2 separate regions of the Homo sapiens genome follow, and region 2 is linked to region 1. Evidence: chromatin contacts called from ENCODE Hi-C or POLR2A ChIA-PET data. All regions are on one chromosome and are shown on one strand. Each heading gives the region's core, a stretch centred on a gene start or an enhancer-like site at or near the end of the contact. The rest is flanking DNA. Distances are from core to core; before and after follow the strand shown.

Region 1 (4,838 bases), core at 1,383-3,882:
AACAATGAAGTCAGAAATTAAACCTTTGAAGAGGTACTTACTGTGTCTGACAGATTCACTGGAAATACAGAGAATTCTGGAAATACAGAGAAATACAGATTCTCCTGGAAAGGAGAAGAAGAAGGTGCTGGCTGAGGTGAAAAAACAGAATCAATCAACTTCGGGCTTCTTCAGTTCTAAGCATATCTGAGAGGTTCAAGAAAGAGATAAAAGTATGAGTGTCAACTTCAAGGACAGATGCAGAAAAAATGCCAATGAGTTTCCTGTTATAAAGCCCTTGATAATTAACTCAAGAGATTAGAGGGGAGAAGTGGGTGGTAGCAAAGGGAAAGAGAACAAAGAAGGGAATTCAGGAATCAGAGATGTGGAAGGGGAGAGGGTAAGGATGGGCCACATTATAGGAAAGGCTGAAGGAGGAGCCAGTAAGAGTGTTGGACAGGAGCCAGAGGGAAGGTCAGGTTTGTTGTTTGTTTGCTTTTGTTTTTGCTCTCAAAGAAAGGGGAGCCTTTCCTAGCTTTGCAGCTGTCCTCCCTGGTCATCTCCCTCCATGGAGTGTGGGGTTCTTCTATCATGCAAGCTGGTAAATTCCCTATGTCAGAGATTTCTCCTAGGTTCTTGCCTGCCAAGGATTCTCCTTATTTGATACTAGTCTTATGGATATGTTGTCGTTTTTCTTATTATTATTAGAGACAAGGTCTCACTCTGTTACCCAGGCTCAAGTGCAGTGGCATGATCATAGCTCACTGCAGGTTTGAACTCCTGGGCTGAAGCTCTCCTCCTGCCTCAGCCTCCTTAGTACTTAGGGCTACAAGCATACAGCACTATGCCTGGCTAATTCATTTTTTATTATTTAAAAAAAACTATAGAGAAAATATCTTGCTATGTTGCTCTTGGCTGGTTTCAAACTCCTGGCTTCGAGTAATCTTTTTGCCTCAGCTTCCCAAAGTGCTAAGATTACACATATGAGCCTCCACTGCTGGCTGGACTTGTTATTATTCAAATATATATGTGGATTTTGTGTGGCAGGCACATGTGAGAAATGCAGAGATTGTGTCCTCACTCCAGACCCACTGAATAAGAATCTGCATTTTATAAAATCCCCAGATAATTTGTATGCACAATAGAGTTTGGGAAGTACTGTTCTAACACATGCATGGAGACATTGACGTAGTTTTCAATATAAGTTGTTCCTCGTACCTGAATCTATTATGCTCCAGCAAACATGAGCAGGAAATTCTTGTTTCTCTATTTTCTGCATTGTGAAGTCAGGCATAATGTACTCAAGGCTTTCCATAGAAAATTGCAGGCATTTTGTTTGACTTCACTAAATCCACAGAGAAGACCAGGAGCATTTTAATAATAGCCCAATGTCACATCTTTGTCTGACAAGCAATTTGAATTACCCCAAATTATAATTTTTCATTGGTATTCAAATAAAAATAAAATTAGCAACTACTCAAATATTTTACCCTTTCAAATAAATGGAAAACTACTTACATTAACATTAAATGACAGAGCAAAAAGCTGTATAAAACCAGAGGAATGAGCACAAGGTTTGATAACCATTGTGAAAATATTGACAACAAAAATGAGAGAATGCATCCAAATGAAGAAATGTACTTCTATTGATTATCTGGGATAAGGTAGCTTTGCAGAGAACTTGGTGATTTTTAATACTTTCTGATTCCACATAATAGGCATGTATTGCTTTGAAAGTAACTCAATAAAACAAACTTTAGAAATATACAAAAGTAGAGTTTCTTCTCTTTACTCTTAGCTCAGAAACCCCATACTTTGAAGATGCTTCTTTCTGGAGGAAATGCATTTAGCCTCAGCCTTTAGATCTGATCCAGCTGTTAGTGCTCCTTTTAGAATACAAAGCAATAAACTTCTGATTTTTTTTTTGATCCAGTTCTTCCCAGATCATTCTCACATTTCCTTCACTTCAGGGCTTAAGCAGGGATAGGAATCAATTCAGATCCTTTCCTTCCCCTTTCTATGGCTGGTCCACATGTAGGCTGCCTTGAGAGCTGGTGTGCGTGATCATATGATCTTCATATCACAAGGGCCTAGAGAGGTTTATGTCTCGGTTCCTCTTCTGAGTCTGTCACTGTGCCAAGCACGACTATGGTGCAGTAAGCAGTAGTACTCAGCTTCACCTCTCGGGCTGCACACCCAAGAGTGTCTGGGCAGCTTTGCTCCCAAGGACTGAGCCTGAGAACTGGGCAGGGGTCCAGGAGTGTTTGTTGCTTGCATGATAAATCAGTGTCCTGGGGGCTTGGCCAAGCTTCTGCTGGAACCAGTAAGGATAATGACCCCCATTGACTGCTCCAGTGCTGGAGCCATAGGTGAGAGTGACTGTCCCTCCTGGGGACACAGTCAGTGAGGGTTCCTGAGTCATCACAGCCTGAGAATTTGACCCTGAAACAAAAAACAGACACATGTTGGGAATTAGAAAGGGAGACACAGGAATCCCTCCAAAGGCTGGTATTTGAAATCTCTATTAACCTGGGCAGCAAGTGAGGAGGTACATGGGGAGAAGGAGAAGGAGAGGAGTCCAGGCCATGATGCTGATATTAGAAGGGACTCCTGGCTCCAGAGTCGGGGCTGGATTCTGATGGCTCTTTATGTCCTACTGAGCTCCCTATGTGGAGAGGGTGTGTTGTGTGGTACTTTATGCAAATCTTTACTACTTTTAGAACCACTCAGGTTCTTAGCCCTGAGGGCATCTACACTGTGAAGGGCCAGACCAGGGTGACTGTGTGCTGTGGATTTGCTGAGTGGGAGGAAGCAACTGCTCTAGCATTTTACATGAACCAGTGAGCAACTGTGCAGGGTTTATTAAGTTTGAACCTCTTGAGCTTCTTAAGATGCAGAAGACTCAGACTGCCCTGTGATGGCTTTCCTGGACTGAGAATGCCTGGCCTTTCACTTATTTAACAAAATAACAATTGATTTATCTTTTTGACATTACCATGGTATTTCCGAGGCCAATTCACACCCATTACTTGTCTATTCTTTGCTCATTCCTATTTGCACTACTTTTTCTTGCCATTGCTGAAATCCTGTCCCTGTGACTATAATTCAATTTTTGTATTACATGGTGTTAATTTTTATCTGAATGGTTTGAATGACTGAAGAAATTGTTTTAATGACCTACTGACTTTTTGAAACTGTTTATATTGAGCCTCATATTGGATAAACAGCTGTCTTAAGTGAGAATTTTAATAATAATTTACTTCAGAGAATTTTTAAAAAGAAAATAACCAAAGATTGAAGGTTTAAGTTTTATTGTTAATTCAATGGAAACTGAAGTGAGCCTTGAGGATGATCCACAAGGTCTACATAATAACCCCACTCTCACCCAGACCACCCCTTAAAAGCCCTCTGGACACCAAGCTTGGGTGAGCTTTCCTGGTTGGCTCACCCAGGAAATAGGTGTTTCATACACAGAATCACACATTGCTGTGAGCAAAATGAAGCACTGTCTATTTCTCCACTGGGAGAGGACAACTGGGTGCTTGTGCTTGGAATTCTCCTGAACTCTGCCCATGTGCCTCTTCCCTTGAATTATCTTAATCTGTATTATTTTGCTGTAAAAATTTGTATCAATAAATGTCACAGGTTTCAGGGAGTTATGTGAGTTTTTCTAGGGAATCATAAGAAGTGAAGGGCTGTTGGGGAGCCCTTAGGTTACAATTAGCGTCAGAATTGAGAGTACTCTTGGGAATCCTCAGACCTCACAGGTTCCAATCTCACATTATTCTTTTTTTTTTAACTTCAAAGAAAGCTTTAATTTGGGAAGAGTTTCTCATTTTGTTAAAGCTGCAAACAGACTTCTTATACAATTACACTTCTAGAAGTCTAGTAGTTTCAGAGATCTCAGTGTTCAAAGGTATATTTCCAAATCAGTAATAGAACCAAACCCACAGCAAAAGGAAATCACTTTTAGATTGGTTTGGAATGTACAACCATTGATTTTAGGTGTTCTCAGAAACAGCTTCACCACTTCTTTGGAAAACAGGTGGCATGGAGTCAGTGTCCACAGAAGAAAATGTCTTTAAATATGTTAGTTACCTGGACAAGATTATTCACTCCTTAGAAAATACAGTAAGATTACAAGTCCCAGCTGGCAAGGTATGTAGTACAGCATCAGTTTTACAGAGGGATTATGAGATCTTGGGATGAGCGGTTGTTGGCTTATGGCAAAGAATATAAGAGCAGTCACTGGAAGTGGAAGAAGAATGATGATGAGCAGGGCATCTCTCACAGTCCTACTCAGCCTTTTAACTTGGTAAATGGATAGGCTATGTTCTGTAGCATCTTTGGGAGAACATTTAAGACAGTTCAAAAACAATAACAACAACAAAAGCCACCCAATATTATTCCCCAGAAAGTCCATATCTGAAAAGAAAGAAGGACCTGTTCAGGGTTCCCATGGAGGACTGTGCCCCCATCCTCTTTTGTCTCCAGAAAATACAAGACATCAGCCAGAGTGTGCTCTACCACAGCATCCCAGCCCATGTCACTCACAGGGCAGTAAGTGAGATTCTTTGGAGGATACTTGGAGCACAGTCCAAAGTTAATGGAAACTATGAAGCTCTTGTCCAGTGAGATGGCTAAAAGTAACCCCCTAAAAATATCTTTTGAAGCCACATCTTGATTGACACCATGTTTATAAAATATTATTTTACTATATGGAATCTGTTTTAGACTCTTCCCTGCTTTAGCCACAAAGTCTTTTTCCACAAAATAAAAATAATTGTTGAACTTTATCAAAGCCTTATCTTGGTAACTTGGCTGTCTCTTGGGTTTTCAGGAAGATTAATATAAAATCG
Region 2 (4,838 bases), core at 809-3,308, 110 kb before region 1:
ATGGCAAGCCATATATGCATCTCAAGAGGGGAGGGCAAAGGGAAGGTTGTATTGGCAAAAAAAGAGATTTAAATAAGCTGCTTGCAAACAGTTCACCGGTTATGAAGACTCAAAACCACAGTTGGCATCAGTTCATTGGTGGAGACGCTGTGCCTAGGCAGGTGTTCTTTCAAAAGCATCTTATCTAAATTGTTGTGATTCCAAAACAGGAATGTCTTGCAGGGCTATTTCGAAAAGTCCCGAGACAGCCAACCCTTTTTAAAAATATAGATGGGGTCTTGCTATATCACTCAGGCTAGTCTTCAATTCCTGGCCTCAGGGGATCCTCCAACCTTGGCCTCCCAAAGTGCTGGGATTACAGGGGTGAGCCACCACACCCAGCTTCCTGAGACAGCTTTTATCTCAGCCATGTAAGCATGAGCCCTTCCCTTTCATACCCTCAGGGTTTTACTTTGGGTCAACAAATAGTGAGTTTATTTTGGTATGTGCAACTTTCAAACACCCATCGCCATAAAAGAAAGGACCAGCCTTGGCCAGGCACAGTGGCTGATGCCTGCAATCCCAGCACTTTGGGAGGCCGAGGTGGGCGGATCATGAGGTCAGGAGATCAAGACCATCCTGGCTAACACGGTGAAACCCTGTCTCTATTAAAAACAAAAAAATTAGCCAGGCATGGTAGCGGGCACCTGTAGTCCCAGCTACTTGGGAGGCTGAGGCGAGAGAATGGCATGAACCCGGGAGGCGGAGCTTGCAGTGAGCCGAGATCGCGCCACTGCACTCCAGCCTGGGCAAGAGCGAGACTCCGTCTCAAAAAAAAAAATAAATAAATAAAGGACCAGCCTCGACTGACAGTCGGCACTCCGCAGGCATCCTCCACAATCCTCTCTCCTCTCTGCCTCTTGCCCTACAACCTGGCCATGCCATGATTCCTCCCTACCTGTCCTCCTCTGTGGACTTCATGACCACGCTCTGTCCTATGAGGCTGGACCAGGGTCATGTTCACTCACTTCTCTCCCCTCCCTGCCATTTGTTCCACTCCCCAACTTGTTCTCCACGCATCGATCTCAATGGAGCAACAGCAATCAGATGATGAAAATAAATAATGGTGGCCAGTCTTCAAATGGATCCCCTTTTCAATCCCGCACTATCCATCTGCTGCCTTCTCATCAGCCCTCTGCCCCAGTTTCTTTCCCTTCTCAAACTGGACAAGCACCGTACTCCGTGAAGATGTGTGCAGCCTGTTCCCATGCCCTGAACACCATCCCTTCAAGCTCCTCTGGCTGCTCCCTGCTCAGGTCTCAGAAAAGGAGAGCTGGGCAACCCTCCCAGGGAGCCGCCCGCCTGTGTAACTTTCAGTACCAGCCTGTTTGCTTTCTTGAGATAATTAGCTACAACGGCCACTTTAAAACAATGGTCTTCTTATTTTGTTTTTTGTTTTCACCCTAAACTTTATAAAGTCAGAAATCGTAAGTCCTTGAGCATCCACAGCCACTCAAGGACGAACCTTTGCTGAATGCCTCAAGCAGAGAGGGGGAGGCTGAGTCTCTGTTTCGAAGGTGAAAACACAACGGTTTTTATCAGCCCTGTTTTATGCGACAATCCCAGGTCGAATCTGGATCAATGCAATGACTTCCTTTGCATGGACCTATGTTTTGTTCGTGCATTCATCTGTGCAGCTGGGAACCCGCAGCTCTGTTCACTGGCATGGGGATGCCTCGGGGAATGGCAGGGCAGAGCCACAAAAAGCCAGCCTCACCACGCGGCCTGTTGCTCTTAGCCACCATGCCCATCATAGCCTGTGGCAGGAGATGTTGGGGTCCCCCCCCCCGACCCCTTTCAGGAAAACAGAGTTTGTGGAGGCGGAGTACTTCCCAGGCCTGACTGATAAAACAATTCAAAAGACTCAAAGAGATTCCTCGCCTGTCCCGTCCCTTGAAGGGCCTTGAACACGGGGTCCTTCCGCTTGGCTCCTAGCCCGTCCCTCTCCCCTTACCAGGAAAGGATCCTCCCCATCTCTGCAGAAGCCTGACCATCCCCCTAGAGGGCCTGGGAGGAAGTGGGTTTTGCATACAGTCCCTGTTGACTCTAGTGCCCCCTGCTGGCCCCAGACGCGAGTTCCGGCGAGGCTTCAGGGTACAGCTCCCCCGCAGCCAGAAGCCGGGCCTGCAGCGCCTCAGCACCGCTCCGGGACACCCCACCCGCTTCCCAGGCGTGACCTGTCAACAGGTCTGTATTGGCGACAAAAGGAGCAGCCCTGAATGTAGGGAAAGCAGGGCGGAGTCCTCTGCAGGCTCGGGGGAGGGGAGGGGCGTGAATGCGTGGATTTCTGTGGAGAGTGGAAACACGGGGAGTCGAGGGGAGCATGCGCGGGCCTCAGAAAGTTCTGGGAAACCGACTCCCGGGAGCAGGGAGGAACGCGCGCTCCAGAGAGTAAGTTAATTGAATCCCGGGGGGTGGTCTCTTCAGCCCGGGGGGTTACAGAAGTAGGTAAATCCAGAGATTACCCAGCCAAGGCCAGGGGCATCTTTTCTAGACTTGCGGGGCGGGGTGGGGCGAGAACTTGAGCTCAGGGGACCCTGGAACCGGCCCCTGCACCCCGCATCCCACTGAAGAAAAGGGAGGTCGCCAGAAGCACAGACCCAGGACAGAGTCCAGACTTGGACGTCTCCGTGATCCCAGAACACCCCGTCCCACACTCCCAGTCAGCCCCCCGCCTCCCCACTGCCTCTCCATTCGCCCACCGCACCCCCTTTTTCCACCCTGCCCCCACCCTACTGTCTGGTGGGAAAGGCCGCAGCCATCACGTATTCACCCATCCCCACCCCTCACCCCCCACCTTCTGACTTTCTTTCCACATCCCCACCCCCTCCCCCACTCTCTGCCTCTTTTCCCTCCCCCTCCCCAACCCTTTGTTTTTCTTACACATCCCCACCCCTCCCCCAACCTCTGTCTTCTCTCATCCCCACCCCCACCCTGTTTCCCTTCCCCCATTCCCGCCCTGGCCCGCCTTCTGTCTCCCTTCCCCCATCCCCACCCCTCCCCCCCTTCTGTCTCCCTTCCCCCATCCCCACCCCTCCCCCGCCTTGTCTACCTTCCGCCATCCTCACCCCTCCCCCACCCTGTCTCCCTTCCCCCACCCCACCCCTCCCCCACCCTCTGTCTCCGTTCCTAATCCCCACGCCTCCACCACTCTTTGTTTCCCTTCCCCCATCCCGACCCCCCACCCCACCCTGTGTTCCTTCCTCCATCCCCCCCCACTGTCTTTCTTCTCGGTTCCCCACCCTGTCTCCCTTCCCGCATGCCCACCCCTCCCCCACCCTGTCTCCCTTCCCCCATGCCCACCCCTCCCCCACCCTGTCTCCCTTTCCCCATGCCCACCCCTCCCCCACCCTGTCTTCCTTCCCCCATGCCCACCCCTCCCCCACCCTGTCTTCCTTCCCCCATTCCTAACCCTCCTCCCGCCCCCCCTTCCCCACCCCCATCTCCCCTCCTTCCCCACCCCCATCTCCTCCCCACCCCCAGCCTCCTCTGCTCTCCAACTTCCTCTCCCCTTTTCCCCTCCTCCTGCTCCCTTCTCCTCTGCTCCTCCCCCCACTGCCCCTCCCCCACTGCCCCTCCTCCTCCCAGTCTTTGAAAACAAGCCCCTCTCGACTCTCTGGGCGACCTCACTGGATCTCGTGAGATTTTGCCCTGGAAGGACTGAGAAACGGGGATTGGTCAGACCAGGCTGCCCAGCCCCCCGGTCCCCACCGCCGCCCCCCCCGCCCCACGCAGCGGCTAGGGCGCTTAGCTGAGCCATTGTCTCGTTCTTTCCTTCCAGCAACTTCGCGGTGTGGTGAACTCTCTGAGGAAAAACGTAAGTTCGAGCCCTGATTCCTCCGCTTCCCCGCAGGGTGACCTTGGGCTTGTGCCCCCAGCACCACCCCTGTCCCGGGTCCCTGTTTTCTCTCTGGAAATGGGTTGAAGACCAAAGAAAATAATGTGCGCCACTTGGGTCACCCCGGGCCGCCTGCCCCGGAAAATTGGCCCCAGTTGAGGAGTTGTGGCTGTAAGGATGCCTTGAACCGAGGCGGCGGTGCTCGTGGTTGGAGCTCTCCAGGGTGGGTGCGCATTTGTAATGCGGTGGATGCTCTGGGACTCGGCCCCTCTGAAGGTGCTGGGGGTTGGGGACGGCCCAGGCAGTGGCGTAGGCGTCCTAGGAAGGCGGGAGCAGAGGCAGAAATGTCGCTGCAAGACCGTAGTCAGGGTCCTTGACCACAGGGGTCACTTGTGACCAACCACATGGTCTGTTGTTCCTCCTGCCCCCTGGTTCAGCCCAGGAAACACTGGTGCTCAGGTTTGGAGCCAGAGATTTGCACTGAAAGGGCGGGATTGAGTCGCCAGTTGTCAGTTTCCTCAGCAGTATTTGCGGAGGTTTTCACAGGAGGCCGTTGCTTCGTAAATATTATACATGTATTCTTCTTTTTGGAGCATTTTGATTATTACTCTCAGACGTGCGTGGCAACAAGTGACTGAGACCTAGAAATCCAAGCGTTGGAGGTCCTGAGGCCAGCCTAAGTCGCTTCAAAATGGAACGAAGGCGTTTGTGGGTAAGAAGGTCCCCTGAGCTGTCTGAGGTGCTCAGAGAAGCCCTGTTCCCCTCTGTCCTTGTCACTCGAGCCAGATGGGAGCTGCATCCTGAGGTCCCTCACAGTAGACGAAGAGGCAGGAGCCGCTTTTATTGTTTCTGGTCATTTCCACAAAAGAGCATTTCACTTCCCGTGCTGTCTTTGTATGAGAGTCAACCCTAGGGTCGGGCACGGTGGCTCATGCCTGTAATCCCAGCACTTTGGGAGGCT

Evidence for each region. A loop is a pair of places that touch in the nucleus more often than their neighbours do. ChIA-PET counts read pairs that join two places held with the same protein, here RNA polymerase II (POLR2A). Pooled maps may share reads with other maps.
Region 2: a pooled map shows a loop between it and region 1 (2.0-fold over the local background). The contact joins the promoter of LL22NC03-63E9.3 here to the enhancer-like site in region 1. A Hi-C loop is called at or near these places in 6 of 168 maps with a recorded cell type or tissue (Caco-2, HepG2, K562 and 2 more), 17 of 37 single-sample maps with no recorded cell type and 13 of 50 pooled maps. POLR2A ChIA-PET finds 5 or more read pairs at or near these places in 2 of 52 experiments (A549 and K562).

Annotation. Positions count from the first base shown.
Region 1 is chr22:22,447,930-22,452,767 of GRCh38, reverse strand. It overlaps IGL, the pseudogene ASH2LP4 and the pseudogene IGLV7-35. Among named protein-coding and RNA genes, the nearest start is that of ZNF280B, 58 kb to the left of the region's middle. Within about 2 kb of position 2,632, at least 2 of the 41 ENCODE cell types and tissues checked have a DNase peak (open chromatin) inside an H3K27ac peak, as active enhancers do.
Region 2 is chr22:22,556,563-22,561,400 of GRCh38, reverse strand. LL22NC03-63E9.3 (a long non-coding RNA gene) reads right to left here and starts at 2,058. Exons shown (of 3, transcript NR_027426.2): 1 at 1,994-2,058. It overlaps PRAME (PRAME nuclear receptor transcriptional regulator), which reads left to right and starts at 2,136. Exons shown (of 6, transcript NM_206956.3): 1 at 2,136-2,430; 2 at 3,821-3,856; 3 at 4,492-4,589. The coding sequence starts at 4,569. It also overlaps IGL. RefSeq lists an enhancer at 1,925-2,219.